Regions from separate parts of the Mus musculus genome. Here regions 1, 2 and 4 are each linked to region 3. A link is a loop called in an ENCODE intact Hi-C map of the cell type or tissue named here. Cell type or tissue: left cerebral cortex. All regions are shown on one strand.

Region 1 (8,000 bases), 390 kb before region 3:
TTAGTTCCTATGTGAAATACTTGTCTTTAAACAAAGACAAATTTGTTTCCAATTGCATTTGTAACCTCATAATAAAATCTTCTGGTTCACAAATGATTTATAGCCAGGATCCCATGAGATAGAATCAAATCTGAACTGTTTGGGTCTTTGTTGTAAAGCAAAGCAGCATTTGTACATGCACATCCTTCATACATGTTAAATCCTTCTAGGCTGCTTATAATACCTAGCACTATGTTAGGATTTGTGCATATCATATGTATATGATTGCCTGAATGGTTCTTTTAAGACATTCTCTAGCTCAGGCAGTCTTAGAACTTACTCCTCCAGAGCTTAGACTTCTTGAGAGGATTATTGGCTTTTACTACCACACCTGGCTTACAGTGCATTGAAGAATATGACCAAAAATGTATATGCATCTTGAGTATAGGCAGATTTGTCAATTTTGGGTTTTTTGTTTTGTTTTGTTTTGGTTTGGTTTTGGTTTTTTGAGACAGGGTTCCTCTGTATAGCCCTGGCTGTCCTGGAACTCACTCTGTAGACCAGGCTGGCCTCGAACTCAGAAATCCGCCTGCCTCTGCCTCCCAAGTGCTGCCACCACCGCCTGGCGTTAATTAAAATTTTTAGTCTGGTTGGCTCAATGTGGCTCTTTAAATTTAATTTGTTGTGTTAAAAAAAAAAAACAAAAACCCTGTAGCATAGTATTTTTAAAGATGTTTGATCACTAGTGTTTTATGCAGCCATGTAGAAGGAGTGGAAGGGGATTATTTATTTATTTATTTATTTATTTATTTTGGTTTTTCGAAACAGGGTTTCTCTGTATAGCCCTGGCAGTCCTGGGAAGGGGAATTTTAAGGCTTCTGCATGGGGCTAGTAGGTGATAGTAGAATATCAATTAAGATGTCCTTCATGCAGCTCTTTGAGGTATAATTGACACATTTGCCATGTGTCCCATTTAGATGGTTTGCTTTATCTCTATATAGATATAAAATATAGAGAGATACTGATATTATTACAGAGCCCGCTAATAAGTTGTTACCGTACTTTCTTTGTGTAGAGGTGTTAGAATATTTGATCTGAACAAATTTCACCTGTACAGTATGGTTGGGTTGGTTTTTGTAGATTGATTGATTGGTTAAGAGTACAGAGTTAACACTCTTCACACACACCAAAAGAGGGCGTCAGATTCCATTACAGATGGTTCTGAGCCACCATGTGGTTGCTGGGATTTGAGCTCAGGACCTCTGGAAGAGCAACCAGTGCTCTTAACCGCTGAGCCATCTCTCCAGCCACTCACATAGTGATTTTTCCTTCTTGTACCTAAGCTGTCATTGGAACACTCTGGTATGGAGACAGACAAGTTGACTCACTGGCTAAAGACGTGGGCTTACAAGTCTCATGTCCTGGCTCCAGTCTCCAGGAGTCTTGTGGTAAACAAACGAAAAGTGCTCTTAACTGCTAAGCCATCTCTCCAGCTCCTACAATATGGTATTATTAATTATAGTCTCCATGCTGTACATTAGATTCCCAGTTTTATGGATGAAAGTTTTTACTCCTTATTATTCCACCCTCTCAAAACCACCACTTTGTGTAAATTTGATTGTTTAGGATTAGGATCTTTGTTCCGCTGTTGAAATCCATGTGTGCGTACATAAATAAACATTTTAGGGCTGGTGAGATGGCTCAGTGGGTAAGAGCCCCCGACTGCTCTTCCAAAGGTCCGAAGTTCAAATCCCAGCAACCAAAAAACATTTTATCCATTCTTTTATGTGATTTTTTTTTTTTATAAATTAGAGGCCTAAACATAACTAGTTACAATCATCTGTCTGTAGACAATAAATCCTACTACCAGTAATAATAAATGGGAGACTATGCATAGTATAGGAAGGAGTGCTGGAGTTCTGGGTTTAATTTTTCTGTTCTCTGTTACAGTTTCAGATTGGAGAACTGGCAAATACCCTGACAAGTAAATTTGAATTCCTAGGGATTAATAGGCAGTCCATCTCCAACTTTCACATGCTGCTCTTACAGACTGAGGTAATGCAGCTGGTTTGGGTGTGCATGGCATTTTGTTGTTGTCTTATTTTTGATTTACTTGTAGCCGTGGTTGGCCTAGAGCTTACTATACAGAGCATCAAAAATCCTCCTGGCTCTGTCTCCAATGTGCTGAGATTAAAAACTTACTTAATTTTATAGAAGTTTTATTTTATTCATGTGTCTGTGTGCCATATGTGTTCAGATACCTACAGAGGCCAGCAGACAATGCCAGGTCCCCTGACCTGGAGGTAAAGGCATTTGTGAGCTACCTGTCATGGGTGCTGGGAACCAGACTTGGGGTTACTGCCAAGCCAGCTCTCTTGACAGCACTTGTTTTGTTTTCATGTATAAGTGGTGCTCCTGTATATGTGTTTATGTATTTGTGCATGCATGCATGTAGTGGCTCAGACTGAATTGTTCTCTGTTGCAATTCACTTTATTTGCTGAGGCACCCGCTGTCTCATTGAATCCAGAGCTTGCCAGTATAGCTGCTTCATCTGGCCAACTGCTCCAGGTGTTCCCTGTCTCTACTTTCTGAGTGTTGTGATTACAGGGGAACCATGGCGTTTGCCTGGCTTTTATTTCGGGTCTGGGGATCTTAACTCCTGTCCTGGTACTTGTGGCAAGCACTTTAATAACCAAGCTATCTTCATAGCCCATAAATGGCATTCTGTATTGAGAGTACATTTTGTAAACTACGTAGTTTTGGTGTGTACCTTCAGTCCTAGCACCCAGAAGGTGGGAGCAGGTGGATGTCGGAGTCTGAGGCTAACCTGATGTACAGAGTGAATTGAGATGTTGGCAGTGGGCCTAAATGCTAGCGCTAAAACTACATGACTGTCATTTGATTCCCAGAACCCAGAAGGTGGGAGAACCAACTCTACAGAGTTGTCCTTGAACCTCTACTCAGAGCACATCATATACTCACACAAAAGACATGCAAGACAGTAATAATAACATCATTTTGTGGGGGAGTGCTTCGTAAAGAGTCTATGCAGTCCTGGCAGCCCTGGAGGTTGATGTATAGTTGCTCAAACTCAGAGATCCTCCTGCCTCTGCTGGGATTAAAGGCGTGTACCACCACTCCTGCCTTTAAATAATTGTTTTTTTTAAAGATATGTTTTGCAGTTTTAACTTTGGTTTCATATTTGAACTGTCAGCCCCAGGTAGTAGTAACACTTTACTAATCAAAGCAAATACCACCTTAATAGACATACATTTTAATTAAGATGATATCTTCCATTAGAGCATAGTGATACAGTCTTTTTTTGTTTTGTTTTGTCAAGACAGGGTCTCTCTGTGTAGCCCTGGCTGTCCTAGAACTCACCCTGTAGACCAGGCTGGCCTCGAACTCAGAAATCGGCCTGCCTCTGCCTCCCGAGTGCTGGGATCAAAGGTGTGCACCACCACTGCCTAACGTGATACAGTCTTAATCCCTGGCATAAGTTCTAATTAATTCTCTATTGATTCTAGACTCGAATTGCAGACTGGCGGGAAGGGGCTCTCAATGGAAATTACCTAAAACGAAAGCTTCAGGATGCTGCAGAACAGCTAAAACAGTATGAAATAAACGCCACTCCTAAAGGCTGGTCCTGCCACTGGGACAGGTACGCACTCTTCTCCCCTTCTTACCTTTCACCTTTGACATCTCAGACATGATTTGTGATCACCACCACCGACGCCATGACAGCCTGGCTGGAGACTGGGCAGCTGCAGTTATGGTGCTGGGCAGGCAAAGCCTGCAAGCAGATCTTGGCCAGCCACACATTCGGAAAACAAAAAGCAGTGTTTAAAAGTGTTCCATGTAACAGATTTTTTCCCAAGATTGGACAAAGCCGGTTTTTACTCTCCAGAGTGTTGCACGGAGTAGGGCGGGCTTGGGGGTTAAGCGCATGCGAGAGCTCTGTGCGCTTTACAGGACCTCTGGAAGCAACTACTCCTGATTAACCTCGGTGAAGTTAAGGAAAACTTCGTGACTGCAGAAGTGAATGAAGAACAAGATTACTATCCTCTGCCAGCAGGTCAGATGAAAACATTTCTTTTTATATTTGGCTTTTCTTGATTTTTTTTTTTTCGTTATTTGAAATCTTTGCTCTTTTATTTTTCAGCTCCCAGATCCTCTCCCTCTCTTTAGCTTTCACTGTGTTTGATATCAAGAATTTGAAATGAATTCCACGGTCCAAGAGGGGAAGAGTCACCTTTCACTTCGATGTTCTCTTCTTTGGAAGGGAAATTAGTGTTCTAGGCAACTGAGTCCCTTCATTAATGACACTTGAAACCCGGTTTTACATTGGCAAAAAAAAAAGACCAAACAAACAAAACAAATGATTTCTAAGTCATCTGTTGGAGAGGGCTAAGGGCTGTATTCACAGAGCTGCTGGCAGTGCAAATAGCTTTGAGTTATCCTGGGTTCTCCATCCACAATTGTCAAAGCTCTTTGTGGCCTTTGTGAATAGCAGTCCATAAGAAGAGGTTCGTCCCTGTGAGAGCAGACTGCTTGCTGTCCTGGGACAGGACCCAGTGGAAGTGTCTCTGTAGGAGAACAGATTTTAAAACATGGGTTTTCTTTCTTGTGATTTAGGGATCATAGACGATATTTCTATGTAAACGAACAGTCGGGCGAGTCTCAATGGGAATTCCCAGATGGTGAGGAGGAGGAAGAAAGCCAAACAAAGGAAGTTAGAGATGAGAGTCTGCCTAAGCTGACCGTGAAGGACAAAACCTGCACTGATCCAAACTCTACAGAATCCTCTGAGAACCCGACAGGTAAGACAGTTTATTCTGTTCTAGTAGAACAATAGCTTTAGAGAAAAGAACATCAGTTTTTTTATTATAGGACAACTTATAGCATAGGAATAACATGCTAATTGAAGTCCAACTTAAACTGTGACAACACACGAGTTTGCTAAAAGGAATTAAGTCAATGTATCAGTCTGCCATCAAAGTAAAAAAATAAAATGCTACCTTTTGATCTTAAAATATTTCATGCACTGAATATTAATTAATACATGTTTTGTGTACTCTGTTAGTAAGTACAAATTTTATGTATCAAACAAAAATAATTCATAGGGCTGGAGAGATGGCTCAGTGGTTAAGAGCACTGGATGCTCTCTCACAGGTCCTGAGTTCAGTTCCCAACAGCCACATGGTGGCTCACAACCATCGGTAATAGAATCCGATGCCCTCCTCTCATGTGAACTCATAAAAAATTTTAAAATGGAAAAAAAAAAAAAAGATAACCATACTTCTTTCATGTAACAGAGAAAGACAGGAATGGCTATGCGAGGACTAAGTTTTGGAATTTCCAGATCTGTGAAGTAAAAATGAGGATGGTTTTTCATTTTATACAACTTGATATTTTGGCCTCATTTCTGACTTTCACTAGTCTTCTAAGTATTAAGTATAAATCAAAATGATAGGCAGAAAAGCTATAGAAGTAGAATCTATTCTAGCAGTCAATGGGATTTAAGTTTGTCAGTGGTATTTTTAGATAATCTGATCAGAAATGGGTAAAACTTCCCATTTAAGATAGTCCTAGGGGAATTGTAATGGTTTTATGATCCGACACCCCCCCCCCCGCCCCCCATCTGAGAATGCCCAAGCAGAGACCTACCAGCTTTATATCTCACTCCTGAAGCCAGACACGCTTTTTGAAAGGCTCTCTCACTGAGACCTGGAATTGCTTGATGAGGTTAAGTTTACTGATCTGGACGTGGTCCACCTTCTGTGCTTCAATTCTGCTGAAATTCCAAGCAGGCACCACACATGCCTCTCTCACTTTTTAAGACAGGGTCTCACTGTGTCAGTGATCTGGTACTTGCTATATGGGCCAGGCTGTCCTCCAACTCAGGATTCATCTACTCTGCCTCCCAAGTGGTGGGTAGACTGTGGCCACATCCAGATTGTTTGTTGTTTGTAAAACATGGTTGGTACTGATTGAACTCAGATTGTCATGCTTGCACCATATACAGTGTGTGTGCTTGGTGCTTGGCACCTCAAAGGCCAGAAGAGCTGCAAGCCAGACTACCTCAGAATCTGCAGGTGATTGTAAGATGTGGAGTGGGTGCCACAGTTCATCTGGAAAAATATCCAGGGGTATTAGCTATCTCTCCAGGGAGCCTCCCCACTCACTGAAATAAGTAAGTGGGCTCCTTAGTCTATCCTGAGATCAAGTCAGCTGCTCAGAAGTCACATAGTTTGACAATTTATAAAAGAAAATAAATTTTTTGCCAAGTCTTTTTTGTTTTCTCTCCTTCTTACCTTCCTCTCTTCCGTCTTTTCTGTTTTGTAAGTGGTACTGGGAAGTAAACCCAGGATTAGCACATGTTCCTACCACTGCTTAGGTTGTTTTTGACAAGATGCTACTCTATAACCCAGATTTTGGCCTTAAACAAGAGATTTTCCTGTCTGGACCTCCTGTGATTATGTCTGATGTTGCCAGGAGACTTGTGGCAAGACCCTGTCGTCCCCTGTCTGTCCCCCCACCCCACCCCACAAAAAGACTATTAGCTGTTTGTTAAAGTGACACTTGAAGACAAGATTATTGGTATATATATACATACACATACATACACATATACATACACACACACGTATATATATATATATATACACACACATATACATATACATATACATATATATATATATACACACACACACACACACACACACGGCTTGTTTCAGTAAAATGAATGAGGTACTGCCATTCTGCCCCAGCAGTATTTTGTGCCTGCTTAGCCACTACTCAGCCTTCCATGCCCAGTACCACATTCACCTTGGTGACCCTTCTGGGCCTGTCTGTGACCTTGGCCATTGTTCAGACATATCATTGCAGTGGCTGGAAAATGCTGTGAGCCTTGCAAAGAAAGCAGATGTTACTAGGCTTTATTCTGAGTCTTTCACTAATGTAACCTCCTGGAGCATGGATATAATTGTGACTTTGTCTTTAAAAATGCTGTACCCCTGATCTTTGACACAAGGCCACTTTCCAGAGATACAGGCTAATCATGGTCTGCCCGCTAAGAAAGGACTCAAAACTTATAATTGACTTAGTCAGTATGGTGGTCACATAGGTCATTTTATCAGCACATAAGAGACGGAGGCAGGAAGATTTCAAATTTGAGGATAGCCTGGTGGAACACCACCCCACACCTACCCCCACCCCTATTCACACACACAGATTTCCAGCACACACAAAGTGCTTTGTTCCTCGCTCCTGTCAAAAAGTTTGCAGTCATATCACAAATGATCTTGCTAACATCATTAAGTAGCCTAATATAACATCAGTTAAACTAAAATTAAAATTCAGAGATTATAGTAATTTTAGAGTTTAGTAAAAAGACGGAGTTTTACTCTGTATCTCATTTCAGAAGTTGACTTTTGCAGTGAGTGACAGTATTTCTAATAAGTTAGGACTTATTTTTTGTTTATTTAGTAGATAATGAACTGAGGCTTGATTTTTGGTGATTCCATTCCTGACCACTCCACTATCTTAGTTTTTTGAGACAGACCCCAGATTCTTCTCAAACTTCCTACACAGATAAGAAAAGGGTGACCTTGAACTCATGATCCTTCTGCCTCCACTTCTTAGGTGCAGAGATTACAGGTACACACCACCAAGTGGGATTCTCGCCTATGATGTCTTGTTTTTATATATCCTCTAGTTGATACTGTACAATTAACAGTGTGTGTTTATTTAATGCTTTAATGTCGAGCATTAAGCTGTTTTATCGTTTTGATGACACAGTTGATGCTGTATGGTAAAAGGTAAACCTCGAGCCATTCTTACCTGAAAGCCATTCTTACAATAAAAGTTGAAACTAGAAGGAAACCATTGATAAAACTGACTTCAACATTCCTGGTGGACTTAGTCTAAATAAAATCCAATTTTATATCAAGGCCAAAAAGATTTAAAACCAATAGCTTTCCCTTCTAAGGTTATAAATATGATAATATATTAATAT
Region 2 (8,000 bases), 420 kb after region 3:
CAGGTCCCCTGCCTCCTGCCTCTTGAATGCTGGGATTAGACTGGTATACTATCACACTTGCCTGAAATGTAACTTTACTGGTTTTTTGTTGTTGTTGTTTGCTTTTTAATTATGACTAAAAACAAAAAGGGTAGGTCTTCTTGAATAGCTCTGACTGAATATGCTAAGTGTTCACATCTTGCTTTCTTTTGTTTTGGAAATATAAGTCAAAAGACAATTTTGTGACTGGGAAGTCAAATTCTAATCATCTTCATAAAAAATAACTTGCGCTTTTGTCTCAATTAGGATCTAGCTAGCAACTAAAGTATATATTACAATATTGTCTAAATATTTTATGAGTTTGAATGAAATTCAGTGGTTGAACACTTGGTAGCATGCATAAGATCCTGTGTTCTATTCCCAGGACAGCCAAAACAAACAAATATTATGAAAAAATAAGAACCTTTTACATAGGCGCCTTCTCTAGACTCTTTGCTGCCGTTCTTCAGCTTCATTAGTTTCATTCTTGTGTGTGTAGATGCAGGGACAAAGTCCTCCCGCTCCAACGAGGGGAATTGCTAAGCACAGCACAAGTGCTACAGATGAAGGAGAAGATGGAGAGGAACCAGGTGAAGGGGGCAATGATGTTGTTGATCTTTTGCCGAGGATTGAGATCAGGTAGGTTTTATCCTGAGAAATTACTTTATTCTTTATGTTATTTGGATATTTGGGTTTAGGTGTTTGTTTGAGACAGTCTGCCTCAGAGTGATGGGATTAAAGGCATGTGCCACTATGGCCAGCTGTTTTGTTTGAGACTAGGGTTTTTACTATATAGTATAGGCTGGCCTTGAACCCACTGTCTTCCTGTCTTAGCTTCCTGATTGCCAAGTAGACAATTGTGCAGTATCATATTCTTAAAATCTTGACCTTTTATTAATTCAGTAAAGGGAGTTTGGGTACCATTATCTTTTAGGAATATAGAATTAGAATTATGCCTTCTGTTTTTCAGTGACAAAATTACTTCAGAGTTGGTGTCTAAGATTGGTGACAAGAATTGGAAGATCAGGAAAGAAGGCCTAGATGAAGTGGCAGGTATTATCAATGAAGCAAAATTTATCCAACCAAATATAGGTGAACTTCCAACTGCCTTGAAGGGTCGACTGAATGATTCAAACAAAATCTTGGTATGTGGACCATGTGCCTTTTCTTTCTCTTTCCTTTCCCTGCTGCTATAGAAGGTTCATTTTCATTGTGACTTTCACTAGCAAAAATGAGTGTTCATGTTAATTTGTTTTCAATTACAGAAAGATTCCTTATGTTTCTTATATGTGTCTCAAGATACAAGATTTATAAATGTCAGGGCTTTGAGGGGTGGTGAGGGGGTTCAAGACGAGGTTTCTCTGCATAGCATTGGTGGTCCTGGAACTTGCTCTTGTAGACCAGGCTGGCCTCAAACTCATCGAGATCCACCTGTCTCTACCTCCCAGGCACTAGAATCAAAGGTGTGCTCCACCATGAATAGCTTAAGAGTTTATTTCTTGTAGGGGTCCCTTACTAAATATATTTATGTAGAACTATTTTATATGTATATATGCCTGATTTCCATTTTCAATTTTTTCATTTAATTTTAAGATAGAGATCCATTGTGTAGTGAAGGCTGGCCTTGAACTCAATAATGTTGTACTCTCAAGCTACTCTTTCATCGTCCTCCCCAATGCTGGGATTATAGACATGCTCTATTTTTAATTTTTAGTTTTTTAAGAAAGCATAAGTTTATTTGTTCATTTATATGAGAGAAAGAGGGTGAATATAGAAGTCAGAGAACATTTTGTTAGGCCAGTTCTCTCCTTCCACCATACAAAGGTTCTGGGATTAAACTCCGATTGTCAGCCTTGATCACAAGTACCTTTGCCCACCACAAGCACCTTTACCCACAATGCCATCTTGCTGGCTCTAACTTTTATATTTTATTTTTATGTCAATATTTTTAAACCATAAAGTAAAATTCTAGTACTGTAGTTTTTTGAAAGATTTTTATTTTTTTGTCAGTCATGGTAGAGCATGCCTTTAGTCCCAGCACTTAGGAGACAGAGACAGGTGGGTCTCTGTGAGTTCCAGGCCATCCTGGCCAGCCAGGGTTGCATAGTAAGACCCTATCTCAAAAAGAAAGAAAAGAAGAAAGAATTTTGTATGTGTATATGTGTTTTGAGTGTGGGTATGTACACACAAGTGCAATACCCAATAAGAGGCTAACTTATTTATAGTTCCGTGTTAAAATACTATCATAGTATCTTTTAAGTAGTTCAGAAGTCTGTAATATTGACCACATAATAGCAATTGTAAAACTTTGTGCAAGTTTAATTACAGTTTGAACCTGTGTTGGATGTTTGTACTCAGGTGCAGCAGACACTGAATATCCTTCAGCAACTGGCAGTAGCCATGGGTGCAAACATCAGGCAGCATGTAAAGAACCTGGGCATCCCTGTCATTACTGTTCTCGGAGATAGCAAGGTAAAGAAGCCTCTTTCCAACATAGTCCATTCTACACTAAGGCAGCCGCATTCTTGGGGTAACTAACTCTGTTTTAGAGTTCACATAATTGCTTAAAATATTATAAAGATAGATACTGTTACCTTCCTGGCAGAATTGATATGATGACTAGATGTACCATTATTTAGTTTGTGATCCTTAAATAGTTACATACTCTAGGTTTAGTATCTTTATGAAATTTCTTTCTTAAAGAATTGAAACATATTTTAAAAAAAGATTTATTTAGCTGGGCGTGGTGGCACACGCCTTTAATCCCAGCACCTGGGAGGCAGAAGCAGGCGGATTTCTGAGTTCGAGGCCAGCCTGGTTTACAAAGTGAGTTCCAGGACAGCCAGGGCTACACAGAGAAACCCTGTTTCGAAAAACCAAAACAAACAAACAAAGAGATTTATTTATTTTATGTATATGAGCACACTGTAGCTGTCTTCAAACACACAGGAAGAGGGTATTGGATCCCATTACAGATGGTTGTGAACTACCATGTGGTTGCTGGGAATTGAACTCAGGACCTCTGGAAGAACAGTCAGTGCTCTTAACTGCTGAACCATCTCTCCAGCCCGAAATACTTTTTAATAATCAACATATTGATTATTTAGTTGAAACAATCATTTTTATTAAGATACATCTTAATGTACCTGTTTCATATAATATACATTCAATAAATGATTGCTATTTAGGATTATAATGTCATTAAGGTTTTGTTTTTAGTATTTCTTTGGTTGGTTTGGTTTGGTTTGAGAAGAGGTTTCTTATTTAAAGTTGCCTGTCCTGGAAATCTGTGTGTAGACCACACTTAGCTCAAGAGATTCACCTGCTTCTCTCTCCCAGGCACTGGCATTAAAGGCGTGTGCCACCACAACTGGCTTAAAGTTTTGACATAATGAATAAATACATCATTAAATATAAAGTTTAGATCTTGAAATAATATTCTACATCGTCCCACCCTGAACTACTACAACATGCTTTTCTAGTACTTCAGTTAGGTGCTAATAATTGGATCATCTCAGAAGTCATTGAAGTATCATTGAAGGCTGCAACTTTTTATTTAAATATTTGCCATAGGGTAAATATTTTAATGTTTCTTTACTTTTGTGTTATTGAGTTATTGACTTAATTTGAAAAATTGAGTCTTTTCATAAATCTTTATACTCTGTGAATGGAAGTCAATATTTAAACATATTCAAGTTGTTTGCTTAATTCTTAACAATTTGAGCCTCTAACATAGAATTTCATTCTTTAGCTTATAACATCATAAAAGTTCCCATGGATTCATAAAGCAAAATCTATTTATTATCCTTATACTATTTACCTAGATTATTATTTTACCTAATTGAGTATAAGATTTTTTTTTCTAATTTAGTGTTTTATATTTCCACCTTCTTTTGAAGTCTTTAGAAGAACCATAGCACCAGTTTCTGTTTCAGAGAAGATGGTTTAATTATGTCCATGGGGCCTTAACAAGGGAAGCCTCTGTTCACACTCACCCTCCCTCCAACTGTACTTGTTATTTTTGCCAATTCTCTTCTCAATTCAGAACAATGTTCGAGCTGCTGCCCTAGCAACTGTGAATGCTTGGGCAGAACAAACTGGCATGAAAGAATGGCTGGAGGGAGAAGATCTTTCTGAAGAACTTAAAAAGGAAAATCCCTTCCTGAGGCAAGAGGTTAGTACCATAAAGAATCATATGTTTTACTGATACCTTTTACTTCCTTAGATGGCCTCTATAATAACTATGTATGCATGGGAAGGGGGGAGTAGTTGAGATAGCGCCTCTCTATATAATTTAGCCCTGGCTGTCCTGGTACTCACTGTGTAGACCAGGCTGACCTCGAACCTTAAGAGTTTTGTCTACCTCTGCTCTGCTGAGATTAAAGGTGTGTTCTACCATGCCCAGCTTAACAAATTTGGTGGGTTACATCTATAATCCTGTTTCTTTGAAGGCTAAGGCAAGGAGGATCAGCAAAGGTTTGAAGCCAGCTTGTTTTACATAATGAATTGCAGACTAGCATGAAAACAGTTTCCCAAAAGAAAAAAAACTGAAACATAAATTTATAACAATAAGTAAAATGATACCAAATTCCTAGAGCTTTCTATTTTTGTGTTTTTGTTTTGTTTTTCATTAATTTTCCTTGTGAGTACATGAGCATATGAAGGCCAGCAGTCACTGTCCCATTTTAATATCGCCTCCACACCACCCTGAGGGCTGGGATTAAGACCACAGAGAACTTTTTTGCCTCTGTGCCTTGAATGCTAGGGTTAAAAAAATGCACCACAACTGGCCTTCCTTCTTGTTTTTTTTTAGATGGGTCCTTTCTGATCTGTAGCTCACAGATTCAGCCAGACTAGCGATTTCAGAGATCCTCCTGTCCGCCCCCAGCTCTGTTATAAATATGGACCACAGTACATAACTTTTAGATGGCGGCTAGGGATCTAATCTCAGGTCTTAATGTTTGTGGGATAAGCTCTTTTCTGGCTGACTGAGCCCTCTCTCCACCCTGCTTTTTGTTACTTTTTTTTTCTTTCAGGAATGGGGTGCAGTAGGAGAGTTGAGATAGGGTCTCAAATTGTCCATTGTGACGTCTAACTTGAATCTGGCTGAGGCTGGTCTTGAACTCGTGGTTGCCTGCCTCCGCCTCTCAAATTCAGTCCAACTTGTTTCATTAATAGTAACACTTTTGGCTGGAACAAAACGTAGTTGTTAGTGTCTGTCTAAATAAAGCCTAAAGTGGAACCCAGTACTTTGTAAAACTGAGCATGTTTCTAAGCTTGGCATTTGAGAAGTAGAAGCTGCCTTGATCTCAGATATCTATATCCTGGGATTCCTAGAAGATCTTTGGATGTGATCTCTTACCAGAGCAGTCATGTTATAAATTAAAATTCCTCTACATATGTGTAAACAAATGAGCATGCACACCCACGCACACATACATGTGTGTCTGTCTGTGTCTGTGTGCCTATGTCTGTGTATGTAACAATAATTAATGGAAAAGGTGAAGGAGAGGAGCATAAGAGGACTTGGAGGGAGGAAAGAGAAGAGAAATCATGAAATTATAATATCACAAAATAAATAATTTAAAATTTTAAGTAGCCACTAAACTAGAGACACAAAATTTTGAGTAACAGTGCAGAGAAGCCCTTAATCTTTAAAACCTGCTTTGTTTAAGAAAGTGAATAATGATAAATTATAAGACATGCATAAATATTAATACAATATGTAATCTGCTCTTGAATTTAATATTAGCACAAAAGACATGAATAAGATTTTCCCTCGCTGGACGAAGGGTTTCTCTGTGTAGCTCAGGCTGTCCTGGAACTTACTGTGTAGACCAGGGGCTGGCTTCAAACACTACTACCTGCCTGTGCTTCCCAAGTGACAGGATTAAAGGAGTGCCTAATTTAAGAATGATATGGTCAGTAAAGGTTAAGTGCTATTTAAGTTTGAAATTATGAAATAAAGTGTTCTTGAGGTAAGGATTTGGTTAGAGAAATAAGATTTTTCTTTACTCCCATTAGATATGTTTTTATATTTTTTTCTATGAGTAGATTCTCAGCTCTTTCCTGAAAGCTAGTTTTTTCTCTCATCCCTAACGTAGGGTAAGTTGTGAACTAATTATAATTATGAAGGTTTTTTTTGTCTGACTCCTGATTACCAGGCAAAAACAAAATTGGCTTCTTCAAAGGATCCAGAATCACCCTAGTAGCCAAGCCTCTGGGCACGTGTATGGGGCACTGTTATCTACATTAGTTAAACATGGGGCAGTTTGGCCAGTTGCCTTCCAATAGGTTGGAATCCTGGACTGAATAAGAGTTAGAAAGGGAGCTAAACACTTTATGGCTCTCTGTTTTCTTCCTTAGGATAAAATGTGATCATTTGTCTCAAGTTTCTGCTGCCAGAATGTCTCCACTATAATTGACTGTTGTCTTACACCATGAAACAAAATGATTATTTCCCTTTTAAGAAAATAGAAAAACAAAAAAAACCTACTTTTCTCTCTCTCTTCTTTTCTTTTCTTTTTTTCTTTTTTTTTTTTTTTTTTTTTTTTTTGGTATTTCGAGACAGGGTTTCTCTGTGTAGCCCTGGATGTCCTGGAACTTATTCTGTAGACCAGGCTGGCTTCAAACTCAGAAATCCTCCTGCCTCAGCCTCCCAAGTGCTGGGATTAAAGGCGTGCGCTACCACTGCCCTGCTCTTTTTTTTCTTTTTGTTAAACAAAAAACTTCTTAAAGGATTCCCTTTTTTGTGTGTTTGCATAGTATATAGTTTTCTGTTTGGGTTTTTTTTTTTTTTTTTTTTTTTGAGCCCTTAAATGGCAAATCAGATTTTAATCAGATTATAAAAATAGAGTTCAGCATTCAGAAATCAATGTATTCCTTTGTGCCAACAGACTATAGAAGAAACTTCATGTGATTGTATCAACTGATTTTTAAATAGTCATTTGTTAAAATATAATACTCATGGTGAAAATTCTCAGCTTGTTAGTAATTAAAAATTAGCTACATGAGGCTGGATGTGGTGGCACACATCCTTTAAAACTCTGAGTCCCCAGCCAGCCTGCAGAGTGAATTCCAGGACAGTGAGGGATACAAAGAGAAACTCAGTCTCCAAAAAAGAAAAATAGTAATACCATCCCATATGCTGTATGCAGATAACATAACTCTTTAGTCGTAAAACCAAGAAATCTACAAATAATTTCCTATTTAATCAGTGAGTTCACTAAGTTTGAAAGATACAAAGTCAACATATTTGCCTATACTGCAGAAAATGTTTGTAAATAACCTTACTCTGCAAAAGACACTCAAAGAGCGGTCATAAGATTGGGAAAAATATTTGCAAACTCCAGTAAAGAATATCTAGGATAAAGACCTTAAAACTAAATAGCAAACTGAGTGTGGCTATACATTTCTGTAATTCCAACATTCAAGAGGCTGAGGCAGAGAAATTATGAGTTAAGAGGTCAGCCTAGGTTACTTATGGAACTCCTAAGAGTAGCAGATTCTGAACAGTAAAGGAAACCTAATTTGAAAATGACAAAACACATTACAGACATTTTTTTAAGCAAATAAGTTCTTGAGAATAATACTATTACTTGTCATAAAAATGTTATGTTAAAATGGACCTAAAATTAGCTGGGCATGGTGGCACATGCCTTTAATCCCAGCACTCGGGAGGCAGAGGCAGGCAGATTTCTGAGTTCGAGGCCAGCCTGGTCTACAGAGTGAGTTCCAGGACAGCCAGGGCTACACAGAGAAACCCTGTCTCGAAAAAACAAAAACCAAACAAACAAAAAAATTGACCTGAGATTGAGCATGGTGGTATATACAGACCAGGATTCAGGAAGAGTGCTATCAGCTTAAGGGAACATGGGCTATTAACAAAAAAAGGGAAAAAAAAAAAAAAAAAAAAAAGAAAAACTACAGTAGGGTATCATTACACAAGAATCAGAATTGGTTAAGTAAAAACTAGTCAACTG
Region 3 (8,000 bases):
CAGGACAGTTAGGGCTGTGTGGTGAGGAGAGCCAGGGAAGGTAACACACGGTCACCAGCATCTTACAGGGATGACCTTGTATTTGTCAACATCCAGAGTCAAAGCACAATGAAGGGATTTCTTTTTTAAGATTTATTTTACACATATGTGAGTACACTGTTGATGAAGAGGGCATCAGACCCCATTACAGACGGTTGTGAGCCACCATGTGGTTGCTGGGAATTGAACTCAGGACCTCTGGAAGAGCAGTCCGTGCTCTTAAGCCCATCTCTCCAGCCCCAACAATGAAGGGATTTTTAAAAAGGTTTCAAGAGACTACTATTATTATTATTAATTTTTTTATATGAGTATACTACACTGTAGCTGTCTTCAGACACACCAGAAGAGGGTGTCAGATCCCATTACAGATGGTTGTGAGCTACCATGTAGTTGCTGGGAATTGAACTCAGGACCTCTGGAAGAGTGGTTAGTGCTCTTAACCGCTGAGGCCTCTCTTCAGCCCTCAAAAGACTTTTTAAAGTAACATTTATTCATTTGTACACGTGTCCTGGGGGTAATGTGCAGGTTGTGGTTATGCATACAAGTGTAGGCCAGAAAACACCTTTTAGGAGTTGGTTTTCTCCTTTGACCATGTAGTTCCAAGGATGGAACTCAGGTTGTCAAAGTTTGAGGGCAAAAGCCTTTACTTGCTGGGACATCTTCCTGGGCCCCACCCCTTTTGACCAGGTCTTACCATGTAGCAGGCTGGCCTCAAACTTAAGATCCTTCTACCTCAGCCCCTGAGAAGGATATCAGGCATGAGCCACCACACCCAGCTGGAAGGACTTCTCAAATACTCTTATTAAAACAGTCTGTGTAGACTCAGTATGAGTCAGGCCCTAACTTGAATGACCCTGCTAATTTTTAACTCTGTCTCCATTGGCTCTTCTAGGAACAGACATATAGAAGGACCTAGAGACAGATGAGCACCAGTAGTAAGAAAATGACTTCATTGGAATCCTATCTTCCACTGTCCTCTCTAGACAAAAGGACTGAAAAGCTGTTGTGGAAAATACCCACTGCCGTCTTAAAAAGGCGGCTCAGGGATCAAAGCAGATAACGCTGCCTAAAGAAGCAGGCATTCACTGCAGAGCAGACGGGAGAAGTGAGAGCTCGAGGATTTATGTCATTTGGGTGTGGCAGTACACACTTGTAATCCCAGCACTTGGGAGACGAAAACAGAGGGGCCACAAGCTTGAGAGCAGCCTGGGTTACACAGTGAGACTGTCTCAAAAAAGAGGAAAAGGAAAAGGAAGGAAAAAAGGGAGGGAGGGAGGGAGGAAGGGAGGAAGGAAAAAAGGGAGGGAGGGAGGGAGGGAGGAGGGAGGGAAGGAGGGAGGAAGGAAACAGAACAGCAGACAGTTGGAAAGAGAGAGAGAGAAAAGAGCCACCCAGCTGAGCCAGACCTCCTCAGGACTATGGGAAGGCTCCCCTTTCCTCCGCAGGACCAAGCGCCTGCACAAGGGTGCTCGGCCTCTGAATTACACCTCCAGCCCCACCTTTTCCTTCTTGTTGTCTCTAAACCACTTTCCTCTTCCATTAAAGAAATGTTCTTTTGTTAGTATATAGAGCTTACAAAGATGGCGCTTGTAGCAGAATTGGTTTCGATTTCACTGTCGGACAGAGTGGCCCGGGAACTTGCCAGGTGGGCGCTGCCTTCGCCTCCTGGCCCGTCACCTGCATTGCTGCTCAGGTCACTGTCAGCTCCAAGGGTCTCTCCGGAACTATTACTCACCTGGGAAAGACAAAAGGCAGTAAGGACAGTCCCAGAGAAGGATTCCCAAAGCCAGCTAGAACCCTGACTGCTAGGAAAAGAATCATTTTAGAGGTGTGTCAGCTTTCCCATACACTTCTTTATAAAATGAGTGACATCCTGCGTCCACACACCCATGAGGATCAAGCTGATCTGAGACTAAGAGCAGATCAAAGGGAAGGAGCCCTTCCAGGGAGAAGGCCACACCCCACCCACAAAGAGGCCAATGTGGTATTCCCCTACCACGGTGCTAACTTCAGAATCCTGACTTGAGCTTCGGATCATAACAGCTGGACTCACACCGATGACAGAGTCTTGATCAGTCCTCTGAAATAACACGAAGACACACCTAGTTCTAGAGAAATCCTGAGCAAATAATTTTTTTAAATGGGTTATGTGAACTGACATAAATAAAATAACACATTAAATAAATACCCATTATAGAAAACAAAAGAATAAGTGTACTGCCCACATTAACCTCTACTTTTAGTATATTTCCTGATAGTCTTTTAGTCTTTTCTAGATATATTTAAAAACTAAATTGAAGATGGACAGAGTAGCACACACTTTTAATTTCAGCACTTGGGAGACAGAGGTGGGATGATCTCTGTGAGTTCAAAGGCAGCTGGGACTACAATTCTTGGCCGGCCAGGGCTAGACTAGTAAGACCCTCCCTCTCATAGATGTATCATACACACACACACACACACACACACACACACACACACACACAGTTATACTGTGTTGCTAAATTTTTAAAAACACAGTAAATTGTAGTATTACATTTCATGACTATTTAAGTATTCCTTATTATTGGTTATATTTGAGATTGTTTCCTTTTTAACTATAAAAGTATTTTGAGGATTAATGGTATAACTTAGTGGTAGTCTTTATCTCGAATGTATACCCTGAATTTAATTCCCACTGCCAAAATGTGTGTGTGTGTTTGTATGTGTGTTTGTATTTGTGTATGTGTTTGTGTGTGTGTCTTACTTTGAGACAGTAATTTACTCCTGGCAATCTTCAGGAAGGCTCTTACAAACCTGGGAGGCAGATGTCAGGCTCACACCACTGTCTGCGCTCATCTGGGACTTTTTCTCCTCTGTCTCACCCAGGTCAAAGACAGGCTTGATGCCCTCTGGCCCTGAGTAGGGAAGACTTGTGTTATTCAGCACAGAGAAGCTGGGGCAGGCTGGTGAAGGAGTGGGCCAGCAGCAGAGCCTGCTCCACCCCTAGTCATCGAATCCCCCTCCCCACCACTGGGACCCACGAGAAGAGGTCCCAGAAACCATAAGAACCAATTAGTACATTAGACCTGGCCAAGGGTCTCTGCAGCCATCTTCTCACCCTGAGAAAATTCCGAGCAAATCATCCTAAGATAAAACATTCTACAAACAAACCCCATTCCATGGCACCCAAGTTAGAGTTTCACCTGTGCCTGAAGCAGACCATTAAAGTATCCTCAGAAGCTCAGTGACTCCTGACAAATGTGTCTAAAGGAGGCCAGAAAAGATTAGGCCAAAAGAAAGAAGGAAACACTGTTTCCATGGTCATCTCTCCCCCACCCTACACCATCTACATCTGAGACCAAAAACAAAAACAAAAACAAAAAAACAAAACCCAAAAGCCCCTATTTAACTCACCCACCCAGGATGGTATGGCAGAAGGACAGAACAACAGAAAGCAAGAAAGTGTGCCTAGGCAAGCCACTAGAGAGAGCTGGGAAGCTACAGACTCAACACAGAGGGACAGCAACCATCTCTGCCAACTGCGCCCACAGGCCTAACAGTGAGGGAGGTATCAGTCACAGAGGGACGCTGCATTCTGCAGAAGTTCTCCCCACCAGCTACAGAGCAAGAGAAAACCAAGATCTGGGTCTTTTACTCAGTAGACGCCTGATTGCTAATGAAGGGAGGGCAAGGAGTAGCTTACACACCATACACCTAGGAGTCACACACCGCCTACCTGCTTTCAATCCAAATGCAGCACCGCCCTCCCCCAGGAAGTCTCTGACCTGTCTTTTCAACTCTTCCTCCAAATACCACCCAAGAACAAATTTGGAGTGGGGCTGACAAAGGGAGCCTGCCCCAATTTGGGCCTGGGAAGTTGGCAGGTATGGGAGACTGGGGGACAGGAAGGGGCATTCATTCCTTACTCTGTTTTTCCAAAGCCTTTTGCTTTTTCACTTCCTGGTGCTTGTTCCACAATTCTACCCCAGATGCAATGCAAGCAGGAGAGAAAGACAGAAAGTCAGACTTGTCAAAGGACAGGAATCACCCCGCCCATGCTCATTCCGTTTCAGACACAGCATTATTGGCTAAGAGATACCAAGATATCTTAATTTGGGTAGGGTTGAGGAATCAAAAATCCAGTTTTTGCCCCTGAAGTCATGAACTGAAGCCTCTAAATTTCTAGTCCTACTCCCAATGTAAACACTACAGAATTTTTAAGCTGGAAGGGTTCTTCATGAGACCCTTGTATTTTGTATGAGAAACTGGGCCCTAAATAGGCTGGAGACAGATCATTTGACTTCTACCACACTGTGATCTCTCTGCCAAATAAGCTGAGCAACGGCCACGCTTACAAATTACAGATAAGAGAGACAATCGGGACAAGCAGGCCAAGAATTTCAGAGGCATGAGCAGAAATCTGCTTGACTCCTGGACTGGACCGAGGCCAAGCTTTCAGTTAGCATCCCTCCTGTTGCCACCAAAAAACCAAATTTACCTTTGGAACTATTGCCTTCTCAGCTAAGAGACCCATTTGTAGTCAGTATCTAGGAAAACACGCTTCCAACAGAAGTAACAGAGAGCGGAAAATGGTCAAGACTAACTTCTCAGTAATACAAATCACAGGAAATACCAATCAGAGCACTTTTTTTTTTCCTGGAAGAACTTCAGAGTTTACTTAGTGTAATCTCTTCATTCTCTAGATGAGGCGACAGAGAGTCTAATAGTGAAGTGATCTGCCCAAGTAGAGTCAAGACTTTCAGGACAACAGATCAATATTTTTCTAGGGCATCGTATCAGGCAGGAGAAAGCCAGGTTTTACTACAGCTTCTAGGAGAATATTTGCCAACCAGAGAACCGGAGATGCCCCAAGAAGAGAGCTGCTTCATTCCTCTGAAAACTTAGGACAATGGTTAGAGGTCATGGCAAAGAAGCACCAGCTGAAAGCAGAGCATAGAGACCAGGGGTCAGCATCCACAGGAAAGCAGCCTAGATGACTCACAGTCAAGTAGGAGTGAGCCACATAGGTGACACCAGAGTGTGAACCGAGAAACACCAAACACAGGTGACATCAGAGTGTGAACAGAGAAACTCCAAACATAAGCAAGTTTTCAGTCAAGTCTGGGGTGGAAAGCAGAAAGAAGAGCTGGCTCAGAAATCTGTGATTTTGGAGTCTAGAACCCAAACATGCCAGAACGGAATACATCCCAGAGCAGTGTTGTAATGCTTGGATGGGGGAAAACTGGATGCAGAGACCCAGATGATCATAATTTTACATCCCAAAGATGTATCTATATATTTCCTAACAGTTTCCAGGAACGTGTTTTCTCTATGTAAAGAAATTCAGATGCAAATTAAAAAGGGATTGAGAATACAGCTCAGACTCCCTGCACTGCATCCCATGGGTCTCTAAGCAAACTTCCATTGTTCTTCAAAGATGCTGGTGAGGCGGCTATGAGCGAGCAGGAAGACCAGATGCGGGTAAGAAAATGCTCCTGGAAGTGGACAAAGACCTATCTCCCTCTCTAAAAAGCAAGCATGGGGAAGAGAAAGTCAGGGTTCTGGGTGAACTGAGAGAATGGAGGGATAGTTAAGAAGCCAGGCCCATTTTGGCATATCAAACAAAATAATACATACCAACAGATGCTACAAAATTCTCTTCCTTTAAACTTCTGGTATCCAGTTCTTTAGGACCCTTTCCTGTAGCACTTGGTGCCCGAGGGCCCAGTTGAGGGACCCTTAGCTGGGCCATTGCCTTTGGGTCCCCCCGCCCAGCCAGACCAGGATCCTTGCCAACTGGGGTATTTACATTCTCTGTCGGACTTCTCTTCCGTTTGTCTGGTTCTGAGGAAAGGAACAAATACAAAAAGTGATTAAAAGAGATATCAAGTAGGAATCAGGTCAGAAAATTGAGATTGGGGGGGGGTACAGGAGGATGTGGGGCAGAGTTAGCAAACGGAGGGAAGCACAGCTAAGGCCTTGGTTTGCATGGTAGGAATTATGTTTCTTACATATAAATCAAAATGCCAACGTGTGACAGAGCGGAGTGGCACTGGGAAGCCTGACAGGGAGACAGCAGGTACGCCCCTACCTTTACTATAGTAGTGGGTCTGGGCAATCTCCAAAAGCCCAAAGATGCTGGCCATACCACCCAGACCTGCGTGGGCATAGGACTGCTCGAGGCTGAGGACTGTGCACTTGAGGAGGTCTAGCATCCCCTTGTACACCTTCCGGCTGATCTCCTGCAACAAGAGCCAGGACCTAGAGCTAGCAACCTCTCTCTAACATCCACACTCTTCTGCCCAGCTGATCCCAATCCCTTGCCCAGACGCTTACCACGTCTTGGATGACATCCTGCCGGGCGTCATCCTCTGACTGCACTGCGCGATTCAGCTTGCTCAGTACAAAGACTCTAAGCTGCTCACTCTCCAGGAGCCGGCGTACCTTCTTCATATTGAGCCAGCCCACTCCCTGGCCGTCCAGCACACTATGGACTACTTCCTTCAGGAACTGCTGGTTCTCGCTACAGGGTCCACAAACCACTTCTGTGGTCATCTGATCCTTGGCAGAGCAACCACACCCCCCTCTTCACCAGACAAGATACATCCCAGGGAAAAGCACAAAGCTGAGTCTCCAGACGCTCATGACCACCACAACCCATCCCCGGCTCCCAACCCCCAGGATCTCGTTTGACAACTTCCCACACTCCTGAAGTTTCCCTTTCTCCACACCAAAAACCACATCATAAACTGCTGCCTGGGGACTGGCTAAAAATGGGGAAGTGATGACTGAAAATTGATTAAATCTACTATCTTGAGAGCTACTCTCCCAATCTTGAACATTCCTCAAAAATAAAATAAAATAAAATAAAATAAAATAAAATAAAATAAAAATAAAAATCAGGAGTCATTCCCTCTATGTGAGAACTTTCAAACCGTTCTGCCAGTTAAGTGCAGGGTGCATGCCTGTAACCCCAGCACTTGGGAATGGAAGTAGAGATCAGTTCAAGTTCATCCTCAACTACATACTGAGTTTAAGGGAAGCATTGTAGGAGATAATGAGACTCTGCCTCAAGGAACAAACAAACCAGTGAACCGCCATTTATTACCTAGAGTTGCTCGACCGGCCCTGTGGGGATGAAGGTTCTCTTTTCACGGTTGGGCTGTGTTTAATGACAGATGACTTCTGGTCCACTAAGGCCCTCCTATTTCCTAAATTGGGAAGGTAGAATTGAGACACATCTTTGGCATAGTCTGGGGGGTTCACGTTATCATACCCCTGGGTTGCCATAGTCCACACCCATTCTCCAGCTGGGCTGGGCAGGGTGATATCAGAACATCACACAAAGGTAGAAAGCAGCCATGGCAATGTGCAGGAGATAGGGACGGAGATGAGGCCACTCCACATGCACCAGCAGCATGCCCCATGGGCTGCATGGGTGTCGTGGGGGATATGCAAGGCAGGTCACTCGTGTGACATTGCTTGCTCCATGAGGAGGATGGCCCTCAGGCAGGCAGAGAAGTTGCTAGGAAAAAACAAAAAGGCCATGCACAGCTCACGGGGAAGACCCACCTTCACCACTCCCAGGGCCGGCTTCAGTAACAATCTCCATTAGAGTATTTAGCCCAAATACTGGGACAAAAATACACAATTAGTAGGTGCACCACAATACTTGAAACCCTCTACCCATTGTTGGAACAGTAAGTCAGACCATCTGAGCACTCTCTCAAAGCCTGGAAAGTGCGTAGAACCTTGATTCTTGGGCACGTCAAAGCTGGAAGCCAAGTGACCAGGAGATAACCATGGCTCTAAGAAAGAACATTCTTAGGCCTGGGGCCTCTCAAAGCCAGGGGCAAGGCAAATGACACAGATACTAAACAGGCACATGCATGAAAGAGGGAACGCTTGTTTTGTGGAATATCTAGCACAGGGATCCTGAGGGCCTGTGGGTAACCACAAGGAGAGACATCTTGCAGATG
Region 4 (8,000 bases), 400 kb after region 3:
ACTAAATGGCTTATATAGGAATGGTCACAGTGAGGTTTGCGATAACCACAGCAGTTTGTATTAATGCTTGTATGGTGTAAATTTACAGCAGAGCTGTTGCCCTGTGTCCTTTGGAAATATGTTTGTTTGGTTTTTCTGTTCCAAAGTAACGACAATAGACCTCCAGCTTCTCTGTACATTGTGCAGTACAGGCAGCCATGTGTCCCTAGGGAGGGTCAAGGATTTGTTATGTTGGTTTTTCCTTTTGTGTTTCTTGATGCTAGGTTTTATTCCAGAGCCTCAGTATGTGCTGGGTAAGCACTTTACCACTGAGCTGCATCCCCACTCAGTATGCCCTTCTCACTCTTTTTTGTTTCTTTCTTTTCCTTCTCTCCCTTCAACAACAACAGCAGCAAGAGTACCACATAGTGGAGGCTTATAAATTCATAATTATTAAGATTTTCTTCTTTTGTAAGAAATAAAACTGGTTACCTATTGGTATAATATTTTTTGAAGAGTTATTTTGAAGATATATTTTCATTTCTAGTACCCCTTTCTCTACCGGGTTATGACTTTTCTTTTGTTTTTCACCTTTACAGGTTGTTGGAAAGGACACCAATGTCATGTTGGTAGCTTTGGCAGCAAAATGTCTTACTGGCTTAGCTGTTGGGCTCAGAAAGAAATTTGGACAATATGCAGGACATGTAAGTAATATTCTATTTAGATGTAAGTCTGAAAAATTATCAGAAATGGTAGGCTAGTTTGTTTTATATTTTAAAACAGCTCTTGGCATAGATCTTTGTGTTGGCCAGGCGGGGGTGGCGCATGCCATTAATCCCAGCACATGGGAGGCAGAGACAGGTGGATTTCTGAGTTCGAGGCCAGCCTGGTCTACAGAGTGAGTTCTAGGACAGCCAGGGCTACACAGAGAAACCCTGTCTTGAAAAAACAAAACCAAAAATCTTTGTGTTGGACGAAGTAAACACCTCACTGGTTTCATATATATTTTCAGTCTAGCTCTTCCCAAGACTTGTGTAAAAATTAGACACTTGGCCTGAAGTACTTAGTTGACTTGTTTGCTTATTATTTACTTAGTATATCCTTCTTTGCTTTTATAAATATGAAATACATGTAGTTGAAATAAAATTGTAAAACCTGTGGGGTTTTGCATTATTGCTCTAGTGGAAACATCTACTTAGCATGCATAAAGTCCTGGGTTGTCTTTCCAACCACTTTGACCCTAGGGGGAAAATGTTTATAGTAAACCATAAATTAGGTATCAATCAAGTTTAGTAATAGAGTTTAATAAATTGAGATGTTTTCTTTAACTATGACAGGTATTGGTAGCCTCTGAATTACCTAAAATGAGTTATCATTCTGAAATTTTAGCAGTTGTCGGTTTTATTGTTAATATGTAGCCTTACTGGAGACTGCTAATTCATGTATTAAAGATAGTTTCTGAGAACTAAAACTAAAGTAGATACTAACAAATAAAAATGACTTGTGCTGCCTATTATTATGGAAATAAAATAAAGTCCTAGCTGTTTGTGGTGGTGCACATCTTTAATCCCAGTTTGAAATTCTGAGGCAGATCTCTGAATTTCAAGCTAACCTGATCTTCAGAGTAAGTTTCAGGGCAGCCAGGGCTACACAGAGAATCCTGTCTTAAAAAACAAAAAGAACCAAGCAAATGAAAAAAACTATTTCTGGGGAGGCAAGGGTGGGATGAAGTCTCTGTATCCCTGGCTCCCGACTGAAAACTACTTTTAAAATTGACATTAATTTGCTAAGCAATGGTTGAGTGATTGATTGCCTTCCCTTCTAGCCTGAGTTTTTACTGGTTCTGTTTAACTTACTGTCTAGCTAAGATGGTTCTATCTGCTTAATTTGGGATTTTTTTTCCTTTTTAAAAATTATATGTAAGCCGGGTGTGGTGCCGCATGCCTTTAATCCCAGCACTCGGGAGGCAGAGGCAGGCGGATTTCTGAGTTCGAGGCCAGCCTGGTCTACAAAGTGAGCTCCAGGACAGCCAGGGCTATACAGAGAAACCCTGTCTCGAAAAAACAAAAAAACAAAAAAATTATATGTAATAAATTGTCAGACAAATGGCAGGGCAGTTAAGAGCACTTCCTACTCCTGTGGGGAATATTCCATATAAATGGACTATTAGAATGTGTGGTCATCCGTGACTGGCTTGCTTTCACTTAGCTTAATTTTGAAAATTTTGAATCAGCTATACTATAGTGTATATTAGGACTTCATTCTTGCTTTTTAATATTACTTATATGTGTATGAGTGTTTTGACTGCGTGTATGTCTGTGTACCACACGAGTACCTGGTGCCTGTGGAGGTCAGAGAGAGCATTATAACTCCTGGAACTGTAGTTAAGGATAGCTGTGAGCTATGATGTGGGTGCTGGGAACCAAACGGGTCCTGTTCATGAGCAGCATGTGTTCTTAAACTGCTAAGCTATCTTGTCTCGCTGTCCCCTACAGTACTTCGTGTATACTTGTTAGAGTATTAGTGTAGCTGTTCATCTTTTACAGGTTGTGCCAACAATTTTGGAAAAATTCAAAGAAAAGAAGCCTCAAGTGGTACAAGCCCTGCAGGAGGCAATTGATGCAATCTTCCTCACTGTAAGTTGATGGCATGGAACTTTCGGTTTTGTCTTAATACATGTTGTCACTGTAATAATTTGACAATTTAAAGTTGAAAAAGCTCATTGCCATTTTCTTCTAAAGACCACACTACAGAACATCAGTGAGGATGTCTTAGCAGTAATGGATAATAAAAATCCCACCATCAAGCAGCAGACATCACTTTTTATTGCAAGAAGCTTTCGTCACTGCACTTCCTCTACATTGCCGAAGAGTCTACTAAAACCCTTTTGTGCTGCTCTACTTAAGGTAATTGGGGGTAGTTTATTTATATATTTTTTGTTGTTGTTGTTGTTGTTGTTGTTGTTGTTTTTTCGAGACAGGGTTTCTCTGTGTAGCCCTGGCTGTCCTGGAGCTCACTTTGTAGACCAGGCTGGCCTCGAACTCAGAAATCCGCCTGCCTCTGCCTCCCGAGTGCTGGGATTAAAGGCGTGCGCCACCACGCCCGGCTATATATTTTTTCTACTAGTTATATATAATGACTTTAATGCTATAGATTGTGATCTTTAAATGAACAAACACTCTGAACCCAAGATATGTAGCTGTCATGTTCTACCTTTGAAGGATAACAGGTTCGCCAAGAATAAGCATCAAACTAGAGTGTGTGAAGGTCATTGGGAATAGGGCATTTTAGATAAAAGGTAAAAGGAAAAGAAAACATGGTGAGTTGGCAAGATGGCTCAGAGGGTGAAGACTGGCCACATAGTAACCTAAGTTAATTCCCCAGATCTCCTTTAAAGGTGAAGGAAGAGACATTCATATATGCATAAATGTACACATAGCGTGTGTGTATATATGTAAACAATGTTTAAAGCACTTACAGAGGATGGAGAAATAGCTCAGCAGTTAAGAGCTGCTCTTGTAAAGAATCCAGGCATGGTTCCTGGCACCTCCATGGTGGTTCACAATCATCTGTGACTTTAGTTCTCAGGGCTCCAGCTCCCTCTTCTGAGACCTCTGTGGGGACCAGGCATGCACATGGTACACATGCATACATGCATACAAAACATTCTTATACATCAAAGAAAGTAATTTACATTTAAAAAATGACATTTACAGTGCCAGGCGTGGTGGCGTATGCCTTTAGTCCCAGCACTTGGGAGGCAGAGAAAGGTGGATTTCTGAATTCGAGGCCAGCCTGGTCTACAGAGTGAGTTCCAGGACAGCCAGGGCTATACAGAGAAACCCTGTCTCGAAAAACAAAAACAAAAAATTGACATTTACTTGGTGAATAACTAAATTATTATTTGAGTTAGTTAACTAGGTAAATTAACTAAAGATTTCTGAAATCCAGAAAAAAATGTGGAAGATTAACTGTTAATTGGCAAAAGAAAAGCTTGCAGTAAACCTCAGTAAATTATAACGGGAAAATTCTCACCCAGCAACTATAGTTCTGAATAAAAGTCGTAGTAACTATAGAGTTCATTGTATTAAACATCATTTACTTCTGTGTAGCACATCAATGATTCTGCTCCTGAAGTCAGAGATGCTGCATTTGAAGCACTGGGTACAGCTTTGAAGGTGGTTGGTGAGAAATCAGTAAACCCATTTTTAGCTGATGTTGACAAACTCAAACTTGATAGGGTAAGTTAGTAATGGTTGTCTCTTTGCATTGCATTTTGCAAACCTACCTTATCCCTCTCTGTTGAACTGTTGTATAATGATAGATTCTGAAGAGGTGACAGACACTGAATTCAGTTGCCCTCAGTGATGAGCCACCATGTTCTAGTGGACAGTTTCATGACCCTGGTTAAATTCAGTATGTCACAGAACAGTACAGAAAGGCATGAATGTTGAAAAGGGTGCATGTATGGAAGAGGGTGAGTAATACGGATGAGAGAAAGTTAAGAGTAGATAAGTATGCCAGTAATTACAATATACTGTATGTGTGTGAGTGTGTGTATTTATATATGAATCCATCAAAAAGTAAAAGATAATAAAATTTCAGAGTAGTACTTAACATGATTTTGTGAATTTTTGTTTATTTATTGCTAGTTTCTTTTTTTGTTGTTATTGTGGGTTTTTTGTTTGTTAAACAATTTCAAGACTGGGTTTCTCAAGTAGCTCTGCCTGTTCTAGAATTCGCTCTGTATACCAGGCTAGCCTCGAACTCAGAGATCTGTATACCCCTGCCTCCCTCCCAAGTGCTAGAAGTAAAGGCATGTACCACCAAGCTTGGTTCATGCTTGCCTGTTTCTGTAGGGAAAAAAAAATTTCTGTCCCAAACATGTGCATGTATTTGAAATTAGTTCTGGAGGGTGCTCCCTGGGCATTTTTTGTTACTAATTTTGTCCTTTCTGTATTACTAAAAAAACAAAAACAAAACAAAACAAAAACCACTGATAATTGACATCAGTTCTTCAGTTTATTCTCTAATGACATTTCAGAACAAATTTGTTGACATTTTAATCTTAGTTACAGTGATACAATAGTAAAAATATCTTTCCAATTATAACCTAACCAACACTGAATAACTAATCTATAGAGAATGTAATACAGAAATGTCTTTCTTTAGTGTAAATATCTTTCATCAAAATCATGGCTGTTTAGGTACTTTTGTAATTTTACTTTATGAAAAAATAAAACACATATATGCACTGCCAAGAAAATTACAGATAAGAATTACAAAAAAAACCAACAATATTTTCTGATTTTTTTTTTTGGTATGGTTGTGGCTTAATGACTTCTAAGTAATAATGTAATGGTTATGTTTTAAAGTTATTGGAATATAATGATATTCATATTGCTTTCTCTAGATCAAAGAATGTTCAGAAAAAGTAGAACTGGTTCATGGTAAAAAATCTGGACTTGCAACTGAAAAGAAGGAATCCAAGCCTCTACCTGGAAGGGCTGCAGCATCAGGGGCTGCAGGGGACAAAGACACAAAAGATGTTTCAGGACCCAAACCAGGACCGTTAAAAAAAACACCTACTGCTAAGGTTAATATTTGTGACAAGGTCTTACTTCGTAATCCATGCTGGTCTGAAGCTTGCTATGTAGCCTAGGATGCTTTGAAATCAGTCATCCTTGTACTTCAATCTCCCAAGTGCTGGAGTTGCTGATGTGTGCTACCACACTTGGCTTAAAAGATGGCTTAAAAATTAGAATTTAGTAAGATAAGAGACTAGGTTTCATATTCATGGTATTCTTCCAATATGTCTTAATTTGAGAAATGGATTCCTTGGCTACATGGCAAATCTTAATAAAGACATAGTATTATAACTACACTTTTTCTTTATAACCTGCCTATAAGGTGGCAAGTTGACTTAGTGGATAAAAGAGCTTGCTCCAAGTCTGATAACCAGAATTCAATCTCTCATATTCACACGATGGAAGGAGAAAAAAATTAATGAACAAGGATACACCCACACTCTACGTTAATAATGTAATTTTTTTTCTTTAAAACTATGACTAAGAGCAAGGTAGTGATGGTACATGCCATTAATCCCAGCCCTTGGGAGCCAACCTGGTCTATGGGGTGAGTTCCAGAACAGCCAAGGCTCCACAGAAATGTGTCTCAAAAATACCTAAACTGCCAGGCAGTGGTGGCGCACACCTTTGATCCCAGCACTTGGGAGGCAAAAGCAGGTGGGTTTCTTAGTTCGAGGCCAGCCTGGTCTATAAAGTGAGTTCTAGGACAGGCAGGGCTACACAGAGAAACCCTGTCTCGAAAAAAACAGAAAAACAAAAAACACCTAAACAAAACAAGAAGAGTAAATATCTGACTAGGAATAAAAATAGTAGTAACATGCCTTATTTTTTTTAAAAAAACGGTAAACATTTTAATCACTTCTTTTTTTAAGTTTACAGCTTAGACTATAGAGATAGCTCATTTACATAGCCAAGGTTGATGACCTGATCACCAGGACATATGTGATGAAAATAAAGACTTCCTCTCCAAGGAAGGAAAACTTGATTCTTCAAGTCTTCATCTGACCTTCAAATAGTGTGTCTGTCTGCTCCATCCCATGATCCTTCAGCCCCCAGAATAAAAGATCAGAGATGTTTGCCATCAGTATTGGTGACCTGAGGTCAGTGCTTAGATCCCATGGTGAAAGAAGAGAATCAGGCCCTCAAAGCTTGTTGCCTGACTTCCACACATGAGCTCTGGAGTGGGTGTACACCCATACGAACAATAGCGATAAATATAAAGATTTAAAAATAGTGCTATTAGAGGCAATGAAGACCCAACTTTTAATCTCAAATTAATCTGTAAATATAGTATAATTCCAGATGGTTTTTTTTTTGTTGTTGTCATTGTTTGAGACAGGGTCTCTTTATATAGCCCTGAATGTCCTGGAACTATGTAGACTAGGCTGACCTACAACTTAGAGATCCAACTGAGTCTCCCTCTGCCTCATCCTGAATGCTGGAATTAAAGCATGTATTTCTGTGCCTGACCCCTCCAGATTTTTGTTTTTCAAGACAGGGCTTCTTTGTCTAGTAGTCTTGGTTGTCTTGAAACTCTGTACACCATGCTGTCCTCTAATTCAGAGATCCTGCCTTTGCCTCATGAGTGCTAGGATTAAAGGAATGTGTCACCACTGCTAGGCTCCAGTTTATTTTTTATAAAGACTTTATGTATGCATGTGAGGTGGTGGTTGTCTATGGAGGCCAGAATGGTGTTCAGAAGTTTGAGACAATTATCCTTCTGATATGGTTGTTTGGAACTGAGAAACAGTCCTCTTTAAGAGGAGCAAATGCTTTTAAGCACTAAGCCATCTCTCCAGCTAGACCCCAGTTCATCATTTTTATTTCATTTGTTTTATTATTTTTTATGTATTTTATATATACACAAATGCTCTATCTTCGTGTATATCTGCATTCCTGAAAAGGGGATCAGATGTCATTATAGATGGTTACTGGGAATTGCACTCAGGATCTTGTTGTTGTTGTTGTTTGGTTTGTGGGGGATGAGGTTTCTCTGGGTAGCCCTAGCTGTCCTGAAACTCTTTTGGGTAGACCAGGCTGACCTTAAACTCACAGACCCTCTGTCTCTACCTCTCTGCCTCTCTGCCTCTCTGCCTAGTACCTGCTCAGCTACATGTTTTCGATTGTTTTATTAACAAAAATTTTAATATGCAGCCTGCAAATTAGCCAAATATTCCATGGATGGTCAATGTTGTGGTAATTCTGTGGACAATAAACTTTTGTTTACTTTTAAGGTGATATCATTTTAATAAGATCTTTAAGAGTCAAAATATGTAAAAACAAAACAAAAATTGCTTTTATAAAATTGTAAGTAGTTTGTGGTTTTAAATTTTTCTTTTAGGCTGGTGGACCATCTAAGAAAGGTAAAACAACTGCACCAGGTGGCTCAGCAAGTGCCGGGACAAAGAATAAGAAAGGATTGGAGACCAAAGA

Evidence for each region. A loop is a pair of places that touch in the nucleus more often than their neighbours do. Peaks named below come from ENCODE experiments on the same cell type or tissue, not always from the same donor. Only the 100,000 strongest peaks of a DNase experiment are listed, where the experiment ranks them.
Region 1: it touches region 3 in a loop (3-fold over the local background); 2 of 42 quality-filtered maps call a loop at or near these places.
Region 2: it touches region 3 in a loop (3-fold over the local background); 4 of 42 quality-filtered maps call a loop at or near these places.
Region 4: it touches region 3 in a loop (2.9-fold over the local background); 4 of 42 quality-filtered maps call a loop at or near these places.

The regions. Positions count from the first base shown.
Region 1 is chr2:90,763,901-90,771,900 of GRCm38, forward strand. It overlaps Fnbp4 (formin binding protein 4), which reads left to right. Exons shown (of 17, transcript NM_018828.3): 10 at 1,930-2,034; 11 at 3,508-3,641; 12 at 4,616-4,800. Among named protein-coding and RNA genes, the nearest start is that of Agbl2, 15 kb to the right of the region's middle. In left cerebral cortex, no CTCF peak of the experiment used is centred here; a DNase peak (open chromatin) is centred at 4,662.
Region 2 is chr2:91,577,047-91,585,046 of GRCm38, forward strand. Ckap5 (cytoskeleton associated protein 5) reads left to right here. Exons shown (of 44, transcript NM_001165989.2): 21 at 518-657; 22 at 989-1,163; 23 at 2,377-2,490; 24 at 4,064-4,192. Among named protein-coding and RNA genes, the nearest start is that of Snord67, 15 kb to the right of the region's middle. In left cerebral cortex, no CTCF peak of the experiment used is centred here; DNase peaks (open chromatin) are centred at 4,064, 4,911 and 5,141; H3K4me3 peaks cover 746 bases; H3K27ac peaks cover 2,283 bases.
Region 3 is chr2:91,156,370-91,164,369 of GRCm38, forward strand. It overlaps Madd (MAP-kinase activating death domain), which reads right to left. Exons shown (of 35, transcript NM_001177720.1): 15 at 7,130-7,232; 16 at 6,358-6,544; 17 at 6,113-6,263; 18 at 5,659-5,865; 19 at 3,948-4,001; 20 at 2,836-2,936; 21 at 2,036-2,119; 22 at 1,616-1,774. Among named protein-coding and RNA genes, the nearest start is that of Madd, 19 kb to the right of the region's middle. In left cerebral cortex, no CTCF peak of the experiment used is centred here; a DNase peak (open chromatin) is centred at 3,597.
Region 4 is chr2:91,560,229-91,568,228 of GRCm38, forward strand. It overlaps Ckap5 (cytoskeleton associated protein 5), which reads left to right. Exons shown (of 44, transcript NM_001165989.2): 9 at 579-683; 10 at 2,526-2,615; 11 at 2,721-2,885; 12 at 4,092-4,220; 13 at 5,393-5,575; 14 at 7,909-8,000. Among named protein-coding and RNA genes, the nearest start is that of Snord67, 32 kb to the right of the region's middle. In left cerebral cortex, no CTCF peak of the experiment used is centred here; no DNase peak of the experiment used is centred here.